Regions from separate parts of the Homo sapiens genome. Here all the other regions are linked to region 3. A link is a contact called in ENCODE Hi-C or POLR2A ChIA-PET data. All regions are on one chromosome and are shown on one strand. The core of a region is the stretch at or near the end of the contact, and the rest is flanking DNA. Distances in the headings are between cores, read along the strand shown. Region 1 has its middle 37 kb from the start of CAP1. Region 2 overlaps CAP1 (cyclase associated actin cytoskeleton regulatory protein 1). Region 3 holds the start of SMAP2 (small ArfGAP2).

Region 1 (4,543 bases), core at 1,120-3,619, 370 kb after region 3:
CATTCACACCATAACCTGTGTAAGTTTCACTTCCAGGAGTTTTTTGTAGTGCAAAACCTGTGAGGCCATACCTCAGATAGTGGTCCTGAATACAATGTGTCAGGAATTACTGGTACCCTTTCTAAAACCTTTTCCAATTCAGATACTGTGGAGTTATGCCTGAGGAGAAAATTGCAATATGCATTTGTTGAAAATACTGAATCACTAAATATTATCTCATTTTTGGGTCCTCTTTGCAATGGGACCCTCTTAATTGAGCTAATGCCAAGAGATTAAGTACTAATTAAAATTATTTGGCCACAAGCAACAGAAGCCAACTCTGATTAACTTAAAAAAGAACATAAAGGAATTTATTGAAAGAAAATGTGAAAATTCACAGAGTCAAAAGACAATTTGGAAAAAAAAAAAAGAACCGTGCGAACAGCCAAGTATCAAGATATACAGGAATCAAGGCAGTTCTGGACATGCAGGTAACAGAAACTCATAGGAAATCCCTTCAGGATACTGCCCGAAAATGAATCAGCTTCAAGTTTTCTGTCTTCCTGTCTCCCACTAAAATTTTCTTCCAGAGAAATCACTTCCAGTTGATCTAGCTGGGATTGAGTATCATCCCCTGACTAAGGAAGGGCATTGAACAATGATTGACAGCCCCACCAAACCAGTGTGTAGTGGGGGAGGGGGTGTTCTCCAGAGAAAGAGGTAGAATGCTGATAGAGAAAAACAACAGATGTCCTCTGCATTCCAACCATGGGTTGCCAAGCAACGTCTTCCCACTTTTTAAAATGCCATATACAATTTTTTAAATGCCTCTGCCTAACATAATTATCTCAGATGCAAACAAAAGATACACTCAACTCCTTCTAAAAGGAGACAACCCATGTTCATTTATTTCTTTCCTAGTTCCATCATGACCCCTCTCTATAGTTTACAATTTGTGTACTAAATTACAAATTTAACCATCATCAACCCATACCACACGATTCTAAGAGAAAAGAGAAAGAAAATTACTTTAAAAATATATCTGACTTTCTGCATATTACTATAAGTAAGTTATACCTCAATAAAGGAGAAAAAATATCCATGACACAGCAAGGAAGGAATACTGGTAGAAGCTACAGTCCTCATTCATGGAACTGATCATGGTACTTATGACTTCTCTCATCCCCCACCCAATCACATTGTCTTGCCATTGATTGGCCAGCACATCAGTTGGTTTAGCGCTTTGCCAGGTAGGTTGTGGAACTCAGCCTTCAAGGTAGCACCAAATGACTCTCACCTCTTGATCCATGCCTTTGTGTAGTCCCCTCCCATATTAGGTATATCCTAGAATATTTTAGATTGTTGGAATTATAGCCCTTCCCCAGCATAGCTACATCTTCTGCTCTAAGTTGATCAGTTTCTATCACTTTAGTAAACTATTTATCTGTCTGGTTTCAGCTCTTTCTTCACTCTGGACCCTGGAGATGTTTTTTTTCTTCCAACTTCATTCTACATTTCTTTAAATTTTGGCCAGCATTTCTTTTTCTTTCTTTCTTTCTTTTTTTTTTTTTTTTTTTTTTTTTTGAGGTGGAGTCTCACTCTTGTAGCCCAGGCTGGAGTGCAGTGGCGCCATCTCAGCTCACCACAACCTCCACCTCCCAGGTTCAACCAACTCTCCTGCCTCAGCCTCCCAAGTAGCTGAGATTACAGGCACCTGCCACCACATCCGGCTAATTTTTGTATTTTTAGTAGAGAAGGGGTTTCGCCATATTGGCCAGGCTGGTCTCAAACTCGTGACCTCAGGCGATCCACCCGCCTTGGCCTCCCCAGGTGTTGGGATTACAGACGTGAGCCACTGTGCCCAGTCTGGCCAGCATTTCTAAATATTTATTACAAGAACATCTTCAGATTATATAGTCAGCAGATGTTGAATTGAATGTTCTGTGTGTTTACTTTTCTGTCTCTCCAACTAGACTACGAGCTTCATAGATTGTCTTGCTCATAATTGTGTTCCCATAAACTAGCACTGTGGCTGGTACATAGTAGGCATTCATTACATGTGTGTTGAATGAATGAATGTAACCAGGGAAGGGATGAATGCCATAACCGGACATGAATTGTCTCCTTTTGGAAGGAGTTGAGTGCATTTTTTGCTTGCATATGAGATAGTTACAAAAATAAAGAAATTAATTGATTAATGAAGATATATCAGACTTGCCCATTTAAGATTATCATTCAGAATTGTCTACTGTTGATAATGAAACCTCAAGAGTTGCATTTTACATATTATTGCTTGGCCCACAAATACAGTGGTTATTTGAGTTTTACTTCTTCTTATATGTTATTTTTAAGCCTTGAAAGTCTCCAGAGGAAGTGGAATTTGGTTATGCTGACCTAGTTATAACACTGACTCGACATGGCTTTCTCTATGTCAGGGTAATAGAAATAAAATTTATTTCTGTGAATATATCATTTGCATTGGCATTTATAGAGCTTAGTATTTAATTGATGACTATTTTAGTGATTGACTTGAAAATTTACATTGTTTAGAATAGGTATCCCTTAGACTGTGGAGTCATAGACCTGGTCAATTTCATGATCAAAAAAGAATTCTTGAATTAGACTCAATCAATTTAGTAAACTATTTCACTTTAAAAAAAAAGAATTCTCAATTGTCTTTTTCAAACATGTGTTTACCCTCATCTTCCATTTTTCTTTATTCTTTCTCTTTTTTTTTTTTTTTTTTGAGATGGAGTTTTGCTCTTGTCGCCCAGGCTAGAGTGAAATGGCACAATCTTGGCTCACTGCAACCTCCACCTCCTGGGTTCAAGCGATTCTCCTACCTCAGCCTCCCGAGTAGCTAGGATTACAGCCGTGTGCCACCACACTCAGCTAATTTTTTGTATTTTTAGTAGAGATGGGGTTTTACCATGTTAGCCAGGCTGGTCTCGAACTCCTGACCTCAAGTGATCCTCCCGTCTCGGCCTCCCAAAGGGCTGGGATCACAGGCATGAGCCACTGCGCCCAGCCATCTTCCTTTTTTCTGTAATTTCATCTACTAGGTCAGGCCAAACTCTAGGAAGCAACCTTCAATCCTCTTTTCCTCCCATCTCTCAACCCCCACCCCACCCACCTCACGTTCAATTCTTTAGCAGTCCTGTTGTCTCTCCCTTCAAAAGATATCCAGGATCCAACCACTTATCAGAAGTCCCACCTACCAACGCTAAACCCACATCATCTCCTGCCTACACCACTGCAATACCCCCTTAACTCATTTGCCTGCTTTTACTCTTGTCCCCACTATCAGCTCTCCACACAACAGCTAGGGGAACTTTTCAAAATACAAATCAGATCACATCAGATATATAGTCACAGGTCAATTTAAAAGACAGCTTCCAGCCTGGCCAACATGGCAAAACCTTGTCTCTACTAAAAATATGAAATTTAGTTGGGTGTGATGGCCAGCGCCTGTAATCCCAGCTACTCAGGAGGCTGAGACAGAAGAATTGCTTAAACCCTGGAGGCCGAGGTTGCAGTGAGCCAAAATCAGCCACTGCAATCTAGCCTGGGTGACAGAGCGAGACTCCATCTCAAAAAAAAAAAAAGATAGCTGGAAAACATAGCTTCTGTGTCATCCCTGGCTATACTATAGCAAGCCAGGGGCCATCTCATTAAAAATGGTGTGATATTCCATCCCTAGCAAATTAATTTTTTTTTTTAAAAAAAGGAGGGAGATCTTACTGCCAAGGGAACTTATAAATAACAGAGGTTGGCCTAATCATCTTGGCTCTTTTCCACACTTCATAATACAGTACAAACAACCTCTGAACAATCAGCATAATGCTGAGAAAATAGTCATAATAACCCGGATGTTTTCCGGATAGATTCTTGCTATTTCTACTTGTTTCTCTCATTTCAAAGTTGACCTTTAATGAGCTAGTGAAAGGCTGGTTTCTGTGATGATCCAGGCTTCCTGCTCTGATGTTATGCTACCCATTCAGCAGTAATTAATATGGTGGAATTTGGTCCTTTTCCACATTGCCTTCCAGAAGGACTGATGGCCAGAAATAAAGCAGGCAGAAAGAAGTTTCCCAAATCTCAGGCAGGCTTAGAGGCATATTTACCATGAAGCTAAGGAAGCTTAAAATTTAAGAACCCTTACTTGCAAAACACTTTTCCAAGAACTTGTACCTAATTTTGTATTCATACTTTTGTATTCTTTTTCTTTTCTCTTCTTTTTTGAGAGAAGTCTTGCTCTTGTCCCCCAGGTTTGAGTGCAATGGCTTTATCTTGGCTCACTGCAACCTCTGCCTCCCGAGTTCAAATGATTCTCCTGTCTCTGCCTCCCAAGTAGCTGGGATTAAGGCGCCTGCCAACACGCCTGGCTAATTTTTGTATTTTTTAGTAGAGATGGGGTTTCACCATGTTGGCCAGGCTGGTCTCGAACTCCTGACCTCAGATGATCCACCTGCCTCGGCCTCCCAAAGTGCTGGGATTACAGGCGTGAGCCACCGTGCCCGGTTGTATTCTTTTTCTTAAAGGACTCCACCTGTTTGAAAGCAAG
Region 2 (4,694 bases), core at 1,955-4,454, 310 kb after region 3:
CTGTGTTAAGGGTATCTACTTTATACCAACATTAGGTCACTCTCATGCAAATTTTCCATGTAACCAGTATGCATCTTCTGAGGAAGTTAACTCCCTAACACAATGCCTTCCCAGAGGCCATGTGGTGCCACGGAAAAAGCTCTGGGGAAAACCGCCAGCTCTGTGCCTTGGCACAAGAGGGTCCTCTATATATGCTACCTAATATTAAGTCACTTTCCCATGGGGCAGATGGCTTCCTCCAACTGTGATCATCATTTTCAATTTCCATTTAAGCCAGCTTTGCCGTCCCTTAAAGGAACAGGACACACCAAACGAGTCTCCACCACACAAGCCAGGGTTGTAGTTTACAGACGGTTCTGGTTGGTGGGGTCTGGCCCACACAACTTGTTGTACCTACTGTTCGTGTCCAAGTGCTCACTCACCATGTGTAATGCTCTCCCCCTGATTAATCTGCGCGAACAGTGATGAGCGGGAAGCAGACTCATATGAGCATGAAATGGTAGAGACTGGGGGAGGAGGGGGGCATGGTGGAGGGGGAGGAGGACATGATCCGGCAGAGGGTCCAGATGGCAGTCCGCTCAGTTCTTTTGCCACAGGCCCCTGGAACAATAAGTGCAGGTAACATCATCATCCTCTCTGCTCCCCTCTGTACCATTCCCAGTAGTGCCCTACATGGGCCAGTGCACATGGGGTCCCCACCACAGCCTTTGAGGCAATGATTAATGTGTCCTACCCATACCCAACTTGGCTTTATGCCTTCTCACCCTTTCCCAAGGATCCAGCTCTCAGTTCTATTTCTTGACCATCACATTTTGCCTTTGAACTCACCTGATTCCAGCTCTAAAAACTATTTCCACAAATCTACTTGACATCTTCCTTAGTGTGTTACCAGTACCTCTGATTCAACAGATTCAAAACTGATTTCATCATTTCCTGCCGCTCCTCTCCCTGTACAATCATCCCCTTGTCCCTATTTCAGTGAAAGATGTTACTATCCAAGACTGACTATTCAATCTTCTTTGAGGATTCCAACTTCTTCGACCTTATCAAATCTCTATTATCTTGGTGCTATCTCCTGCAAATGTTTTTCTACTATCCCCCAAACACCATGACCACTTTCATAATCTGAGCATGAGTCCTTATCCCTAACCTATACACTGAGACTCTTTTAAAGACAAATTGAATCATTATCACTCCCTTGCTCAAATACCTCATCCCAAAGTCTCAGCCTACCTTCCTTTCCAGCCTTTTCTCCTAAAATTCTGATCATTTCCCCTTATTGAAGCCAGAGATGACCAATCTCTACATTTACTCTGCATGTATTTTGTTTAAGCTGTGCCTTTTGTAGTATCCCACTTCTCACTGCCCTATACTACTTTCAAGTCTCACAGAAGAGTATATACCTTCAAAGTACAATCTCTTCTAGTGAGAAGCACTCTTCTCTTCCTCATACTCTAGTCTGTATCTTTATTATAGCATTTGGCTTGGTGATTTGTATTGGGGTTTTGCATTCTTATTTTTAAGCTCCTTAAAGGCTGGGATAGTGTAACTCATTTGTGTGTGTCTCCTGCTCCAGCACCAATCACTGTCCCTAACATATTTATTGAAATTGAATACCACTGAATATTCCTTCTCCTCTGATCCTTGCTTCCTCTACTCTTTTTACCCTTTCTTTCTCCTCCTTTTCTTCCTCCCTTCCACTGAAAAAACTAGCATTCCCTCACAGACTTTGGTAGTGCTGAAGTCTAAGAAACCTGTGGACCCCATGCTGGAGAGAGAAAGTGGGAGGGAGGGAGGGAGGGAGGAAGGATTCACTAACCGTTTTGCTCCAGGCCAGTCCGGTGGTATGGAACTCCTTAATGTAAGCCTGCAGCTCTGTCCATATACTTAAATAAGCTTTGACCCAGTCTACATGCTTCTTATCCCTGGGAGGATTAAAGAAGAACTTGTCACAGGTGATCCGGGTACATAACAGTGGTGACTCCAGAACCCTTCTTTCCTATGGGCTCACATTCTCCTACCCGTGGTGTTTCTTAGGCTCCGCTCAATGGCAGCTTTTCTATCATCACCAGCTTCTATGTATATACAACCTAGTCTATTACCCTAATCAGACCAAACTCCACTAAGATAGAGACTCTGGATTCTATCTCTATCTCTCATAGCAATGTTTCTCAAACTGTTTTAAGTACCAAAACTTTTTTTTTTCTTTTGACCACTTGCTGCTTATTGAAACTTTTTTCAAAGTAGACCTTAAACACAATCTAATATGTAAAACTGATAAAAGCAGACATTCTGTGCATAAAACCATGGTAGAGAGGAGAGCTCTTAAGTATCACTGTGGAACTCTAAAGACTAAGAAACTTAACTGCCTTATGAGACAATGCCTTATGTCAAAATATGCCCACCCTGACCAAAAGCAAACTTAAAAACTTTCCCTTAGGGGGAAACAATCAGCCTTAAATTATAGAAATAGCATTGTGCCTACGGTTCAAGTCCCCTCTCTTCTTATGTATTAACTGGGAAGGTTATTTAGCCTAAGACCTAGTTTCCTCAACTGTAAAGTGATGGGATAATGGTGGGATATATCAAAACACTGTCATGCTTAATTCCATGTTGCTAGAAGGATAAGGAAGTGCCTGTTGTTCTGGGACACATTTCACTCACAGGAAGGTGTAGTTTTCCTTAAAAAGAGTAGTTAATAAATGTTTGTTGATTGATGAAGGATGGAAGAAAGGAAAGGCTTGTGTAGATATGCAACTTAATAAATTTTGCCTGCAATCATTCCAGCTCAAAACCAGCAATGGAGAAGTCAGAACTGGTAGACGTATGTGGTTAGACATGCAATGACTGCCCTACGTAATACCTGCATTGGCTAGGCAGCCTTACTCTCACTTTAACTGACTTCATGAAAAATTTCTATTAAGTCCTATTGAACCCTTTGCCATTGGGCCAGTAACAAATTCTCAACAAAGGAACAAAATCTTATATAAAGGGCATTAGTCCATGTTACTGCCAGCAAAACTTCCTAAACCCAGAAGGGTAAGGATCAGAAGACTAAAAGGGCCTCTACCAAAAAAGGAGAGAAAGCAGAAGTGGAAGCAGAAGTATTTCCTGCTTGCAAATGCAGCTGTGAGACAATATCTGTAAAGCTCTCCAGAAAGCAGCCCTGAGATAAAACCAGCACAGTGGCTAAGGGCAGCCCTCAGTAACTCCAAAGTGCTACTCCAGCAAGTAACCAAATGGGTTTATCCTTTACCCCTTGAGAAAAAGCTGAACTTGGCTGGGCACAGTGGCTCACACCTGTAATCCCAGCACTTTGGGGAGACCAAGGCAGGAGAATCATTAGAGACCAGCCTGGGAAACAGTGAGACCTCATCTCTACGAAAAAATTAGAAAATTAGCCAGGCATGGTGGAGCGTGCCTGAAGTCCCAGCTACTTGGAGGACTGAGGTGGGAGGATTGTTTGAGCTGGGAGGTTGAGGCTGCAATGAGCTGTGATTGTGCCACTGTACTTCAGCCTGGGTGACAACGCAAGACACTGTCTCAGAAAAGAAAAAAAGAGAGAAAAGGCTGAACTTACACATCTTTGTACTCTTTGAGGACTCGGTTTGTATAAAACATGGCGGCATCATTCATTTCTTTCACATAAGGGCCAGGCTTGGGAGCCTAGAGAGAGACAAGCTGTCAGTGACTCAGGACCTCTCCAACTATATTGCCTTCCCTCTTAAAATCTATACCCACCCCCAGCCCTGGAATCTGCGCTGCTCACCATAGCCACCCAGCCCAGGGCCTGGATACTTTCGCTGACAGCTGACAGGTGATTAAACAACTTGCTGCCTCGGTTCTTCTCCCGAAAGGTTATCACTTCTTTGATCTGCTCTGAGATGGGTGCCAACAAATCGGAAAGCTTATTCTAGGAAAAGATACAAGAAAAGATTCAGGTTAACATCTTTCCACAAAGGTGTCTATGCCTTCTGATCCTGAAGGCAAGAATTCTCTATGGACTCTAGTGAGCACCCAAATAAACTGCATGAGTCCTGTCCTGATTCCTAAGGCTAAAATACTGCTCATCATCTCACTCTCCTCGTAGAGTTCCAACTCCTCAGGCTGCACCTGATGGTTCTTCATGATCAGGACCCATACTTCAGCTATACCACAGAACCTCCATTTCAGCCACCTGTCTCTTTTTTGTTCCACTCAGAGGACATACACTCAGGACATCATTCCTGTGCCTTACTCATGATGTTCTCTTTTTTTCCCATGAATCCAAATTTTCCTCATGCTTCATGAGGGCCCTCCAACCCAGCCACACCAGCCTCCTACAGCATTTGTTGTCAGCATAACCAATCTTGGCATTTTATCACTCACCAATACAAACTATTAATGGACCCATGTGAATATGTTTTACTTTCTCATTAATTCTTCAAAGACGAGCTCTTTTATCATCATGAAAGCCCCCAATGCATTGCCAGCCATATAGTAGCTGCTGTAAAGAACTGATGAATCAAATGCAATTAGGGGGCTTAGTCTGGGCATGGTGACCCACGCCTGTAATCCCAGCACTTTGGGAGGCCAAGGCAGGAGAACTGCTTGAGACCAGGAGTTCAAGACAGACTGAACAACACAGCACAACTTTGTCTCTACAAATAATAAAAAGAATTAGGGCCAGGCATGGTGGCTCACGCCTGTAATCC
Region 3 (4,301 bases), core at 1-2,500:
ATTCATCTTTCTCTCTCCACTGATTAAACGGATCCTGCACTACAGGCATAATCGGCTAGTTTCTGCCACCACTCATACATAGGCCTCCAACGCACTCTACAAGCCAGGGCTACACTGCCTAGAAATCCGCACTGTGTCACTGCATAAGGCAGTTTCCCACTGCACACATCCAGAAGAATAAAGTCACCTAAGCACTCTTGTCAGATCTTAGCAAGGCTGCAAAATGACAGGAGTTGCTAACCAAATAGCAGGAAGCAAAAATCACCACCTTTAAAAATCATTTAAGCAGTTTTCCTTTCCGCCATCTCACTTCCCTCCTCCTCCTCCTCGTCATTCTCTCTCTCTCTCTCTCACACACACACACACACACACACACACACGCACGCACGCACGCACGCAATGCAGTTCATCCCCAGCTTTGCAAGTGACATGCTGGGAGCTCTCTCTGGACAGCCGGCCCAGAACTCATTCAGAGCCCTCAAATACAGACATTCTCACCTGAACACGCCAGGCAACTTCCACCCGCACCATCACCTCCACCCTCCCCGACACACACAGACTCGCCCTCGCAAGCTCTACCCATACCAATCCCCCAGCTGCAGAAAGCCCAGTAGGCTCACTGCAAGCGCAGCACGCGTTACCACTTATAAGCCGAGTTGGGCGGCCTAAGCTTCAGAAACCGCCTCTTCACGCAGCCCACCCCCACCACCCCGGCGCGGCTGGACCCCTGGCCCGCCAGGTGGGATGCGCTACCTTTAGACTGGCAATCTGCACAAAACTTGTTATCCTCCTCCAGCAGCAGGTTGGCCAGGACAGCCTGGTACCGATCCACGTCCTTCACCGACTTGCCTGTCATGGCCAGGGTGCCGGCGGGGGCAGAGGGCGACGCGCCCTCCTCGCCCCCAGAGACCCCTGCCTCAGTCCGGGGTTGAGGACTCCCGGTCCCCCGCCCAGGGGCACCTCCTGAGCGGGGAGAGCCCTCTCCTCCGGCCCCGCCGGACGCCCCTTCCCGGGTCGGGGGCGTCCGTCCCCCACTCCGCAGCCCCTCGGCGCGGCGCCCCTTGGCGGGCTTAGGGACAGGCCCGCCTCCAAGAGAGGCTGCGGGGCCAGAGACCCTCAGCCCAGGCAAAGGCGGACCACGAGCCTCCTGGGTGCCGGACGCAGATGACCCTCTGGCCGGCCTGTCTGCTGGCCTTGCGTCCCGCGCCTCGGTTTCCCTGGCAGCTGCCGTCAGCTCCGCTACCACCTCCACCGCCTACTTCCGGCAGCTCTTCCTCCCCACCTCCACCCTGCCCAGCTCGCGCATGCGCCCCGCCCCCACCGCGCCGCACTGGGCTCTTCCTTCAGCTCCGCCTCTCGGGAACCAATCCGTGGAGAAGCGGGGGGCGGGCCTTGGGTGGGGGCGGAGGGAAGGGGTGGGCACGCCCCCTGCGTGTCCTTGGAAGAGAATGAATGGAGCCTGGTAGAAAGGGAGTGGAGGGAATGGAAGAAAGTGAAGGAAGACAACAACTAACATTTACTGAGCTCTTACTATGCGCTAGGCACTGTGTTAAGCGCTTTGCATGAACTATCCCAACATAATCCTCACAACGACCCTATGATCATCCTTATGTAACCTGAGGGTTGTTGATACCCCAAAGTCCTCCAGCTTGTTTTTTCCAACAGCCAAATATAAGAGTCCAAGCCCCTAACCCAGGATATAGGAACGTCACCCCCTCCCCACATTTTCAGAGGACTCTGGTCACCTCTCACTTGGAATACCTGCTCCCACTAATACTCATTAGCTCTCCTCTGTGACTCCTGCCTTTTTGGATATTGTTTGGCCTGGTGCCCAGACAGTTTGTTTCTTCTTCCATTTCTTAAATTCTCACAAAACAGCGAGTTTTTTGTGGCAGACTTTTACTGAACGTTATTTGGGAAGGGTGGGGGACAGTGATTAAAGCATAGCACACAACAGGCAACTCCTTAAAAATGATTATTAAACATCATCATCCAAAGCCACCGTTGCTACAGATAATTTCTCATTGGCTGTCCTTTTCCTTAGGGATCCACCTGCCATCTGGCTTGTGTTTTCATTCACTCATTCATTCATTCATTCACTGAGCACGATGTTACTGAGAAATTTCTAAGTATCAGGCACTGTACTAGGGGAGAGGGAAACAGCATGATCCGATTTGTGGTTTTAAAAGGTCACTCTGGCTGCCATGGAAATAATTAATCAGGGAAGATAGTAAGCAGATGCTAAGAGTTATCTAAACTCTGGTGAAACCCTCTCCTCCATTTCTTTACTTTCTCCCAAGACCAGGATCCCCTCAAAGCTTTCATCTCATCAGAGGAAAACTAAACATTTCTATTACTTTATTAATCACAACAATTAAATTTTCTGGCTAAGCCTCTTCCCTTCTAGCCATGCCTAGGGGACTTGACTTTTAAAAACACACAAGTTCATTGGGGTGTTTTTCCTCAGAAAACCCATCCAAGTAGGTATTACCATAACCATTTTTCAGTTGAAATAGACAGTCAAGATTAACTAGTTACTGGGTGTGGTGGCACATACCTGTAGTCCTAGCTACTCAGGATGCCAGAGCCAGAGCATCACTTGAGCCCAGGAGTTGGAATCCAGCCTGGGCAACACAGTAAGAACCACCCCTCCAACCCCCAATGTACCCCGTTACCCTGTCTCAAACAACAACAACAACAACAAAACCCAGTTAATTGCGGTGAGTGGTGATTGTACCTTAGTTCAAGCCCTCCCCATCTTCATCTCCTCACTCTGCAAATAGCCTTCCTGCCTTAGTCTAAATCTGGTTAAATTAATCCTTCACCGTGCTCTCTAGAGGGAGCTTTTAAATGCCAATTCTGATGGACTCACACTTCCTGCTTAAAAAATCCTTTAGTGGCTCTCCATTGCCTATGGCAGTGTTTCTCAAATTGTTCCCACCTAGTGAGAGATCTCATGGCTTTGTGGTTAAGCACACAGACTCTGGGGCAAGAATGCTTAAGTTTAAATCTTCAGCTTTTACCACCTATTATCTGTGTGACTTTGAGCAGGTTACTTAGCCTCTTGGTGCCTCAGTTATTTCATCTATAGAATGGGAATGATGATAACATTAATAGTACCTATTTCACAAGATTATTATGAGGCTTAGCTGAGATAATGCCTGTAATATAATTAGAACAGCCCTTGGTAGATAGTGAATGATAGACAATTAGCGCTCTTCACTAAATATTTCTGGCGTTTTGCCTTCTGAGCACATGGTAGGATTTTATTTCCTGGCCTTCAAGTGATTGGGAAAGACCAATGAGTTTGAGCAGAAAGGATGGATTACTTTGTCTCTGAAGCATTTATTTGTTGCTTTGAGCCTCTTGTGCTTCTCTTTCCCTCTGGCATGGCAACTATTGATGCTGAAGATGTTGGTTGCTCTATTAGCCTGGATTTCTGTGTAGCTGATAAACAAGAGCTCTCTGCCAGCCCATAGAGGATAACTTAGCATAAGCAAGAAATAAGCATTGTGTTGCCATTGAGTTTTGTTTGTTTACCACTGTATAAGCTAGCCTATCCTAGCAGATACATCAAGTATTAGCTCTTTTTATTATCATTACTAATAGCAGAGTAAAGTGAGTGCATAGCCCAGGGTCTGAGGATATAAACAAAGCAAACTGCTCCTCCCAAGTACACATTTTTTTTTTTGAAGTCTTGAATTTTGCTTTGACTAGTCTTGCAAAAATGTTCACTCTGTTCCATCATGCACATGTTATCTTATCATAAAACTGTTTCCACATTAGTTATAAAATTTTTTTTTTTGAGACCGAGTCTCGCTCTGTCGCCAGGCTGGAGTGCAGTGGTGCGATCTCGGCTCACTGCAACCTCCGCCTCCCAGGTTCAAGCAATTCTCCTGCCTCAGCCTCCCAAGTAGCTAGGACTACAGGCACGTGCCACCACTCCTGGCTAATTTTTTGTATTTTAATAGAGGCAGGGTTTCACCCTGTTAGCCAGGATGGTCTCAATCTCCTGACCTCGTGACCCGCCCACCTCAGCCTCCCAAAGTACTAGGATTACTGGCATGAGCCACCGCGCCTGGCCAGTTATAGAATTTTCTTTTCTTTTTTTTTTTTTTTTATTATACTTTAAGTTTTAGGGTACATGTGCACATTGTGCAGGTTAGTTACATATGTATACATGTGCCATGCTGGTGCGCTGCACCCACTAACTCGTCATCTAGCATTAGGTATATCTCCCAATGCTATCCCTCCCCCCTCCCCCTACCCCACCACAGTCCCCAGAGTGTGATATTCCCCTT

Evidence for each region. Hi-C counts contacts between places; a loop is a spot of excess contacts on that map. ChIA-PET counts read pairs that join two places held with the same protein, here RNA polymerase II (POLR2A). Pooled maps may share reads with other maps.
Region 1: a pooled map shows a loop between it and region 3 (3-fold over the local background). The contact joins the enhancer-like site here to the promoter of SMAP2 in region 3. A Hi-C loop is called at or near these places in 2 of 37 single-sample maps with no recorded cell type and 3 of 50 pooled maps. POLR2A ChIA-PET finds 5 or more read pairs at or near these places in 1 of 52 experiments (T-cell).
Region 2: a pooled map shows a loop between it and region 3 (2.5-fold over the local background). The contact joins the enhancer-like site here to the promoter of SMAP2 in region 3. A Hi-C loop is called at or near these places in 6 of 50 pooled maps. POLR2A ChIA-PET finds 5 or more read pairs at or near these places in 7 of 52 experiments (CD8-positive, alpha-beta T cell, GM12878, activated CD4-positive, alpha-beta T cell and 4 more).

What each region holds. Positions count from the first base shown.
Region 1 is chr1:40,001,142-40,005,684 of GRCh38, reverse strand. No RefSeq gene overlaps it. Among named protein-coding and RNA genes, the nearest start is that of CAP1, 37 kb to the left of the region's middle. RefSeq lists a silencer at 1-49. Within about 2 kb of position 2,369, at least 2 of the 41 ENCODE cell types and tissues checked have a DNase peak (open chromatin) inside an H3K27ac peak, as active enhancers do.
Region 2 is chr1:40,063,446-40,068,139 of GRCh38, reverse strand. CAP1 (cyclase associated actin cytoskeleton regulatory protein 1) reads right to left here. Exons shown (of 13, transcript NM_006367.4): 5 at 3,770-3,913; 6 at 3,581-3,666; 7 at 1,820-1,925; 8 at 423-600. Among named protein-coding and RNA genes, the nearest start is that of CAP1, 25 kb to the right of the region's middle. Within about 2 kb of position 3,204, at least 5 of the 41 ENCODE cell types and tissues checked have a DNase peak (open chromatin) inside an H3K27ac peak, as active enhancers do; they include GM12878, where a contact is called at or near this core.
Region 3 is chr1:40,370,676-40,374,976 of GRCh38, reverse strand. It overlaps SMAP2 (small ArfGAP2), which reads right to left and starts at 1,250. Exons shown (of 10, transcript NM_022733.3): 1 at 754-1,250. The coding sequence starts at 856. RefSeq lists an enhancer at 493-992 and silencers at 978-1,117, 1,188-1,507.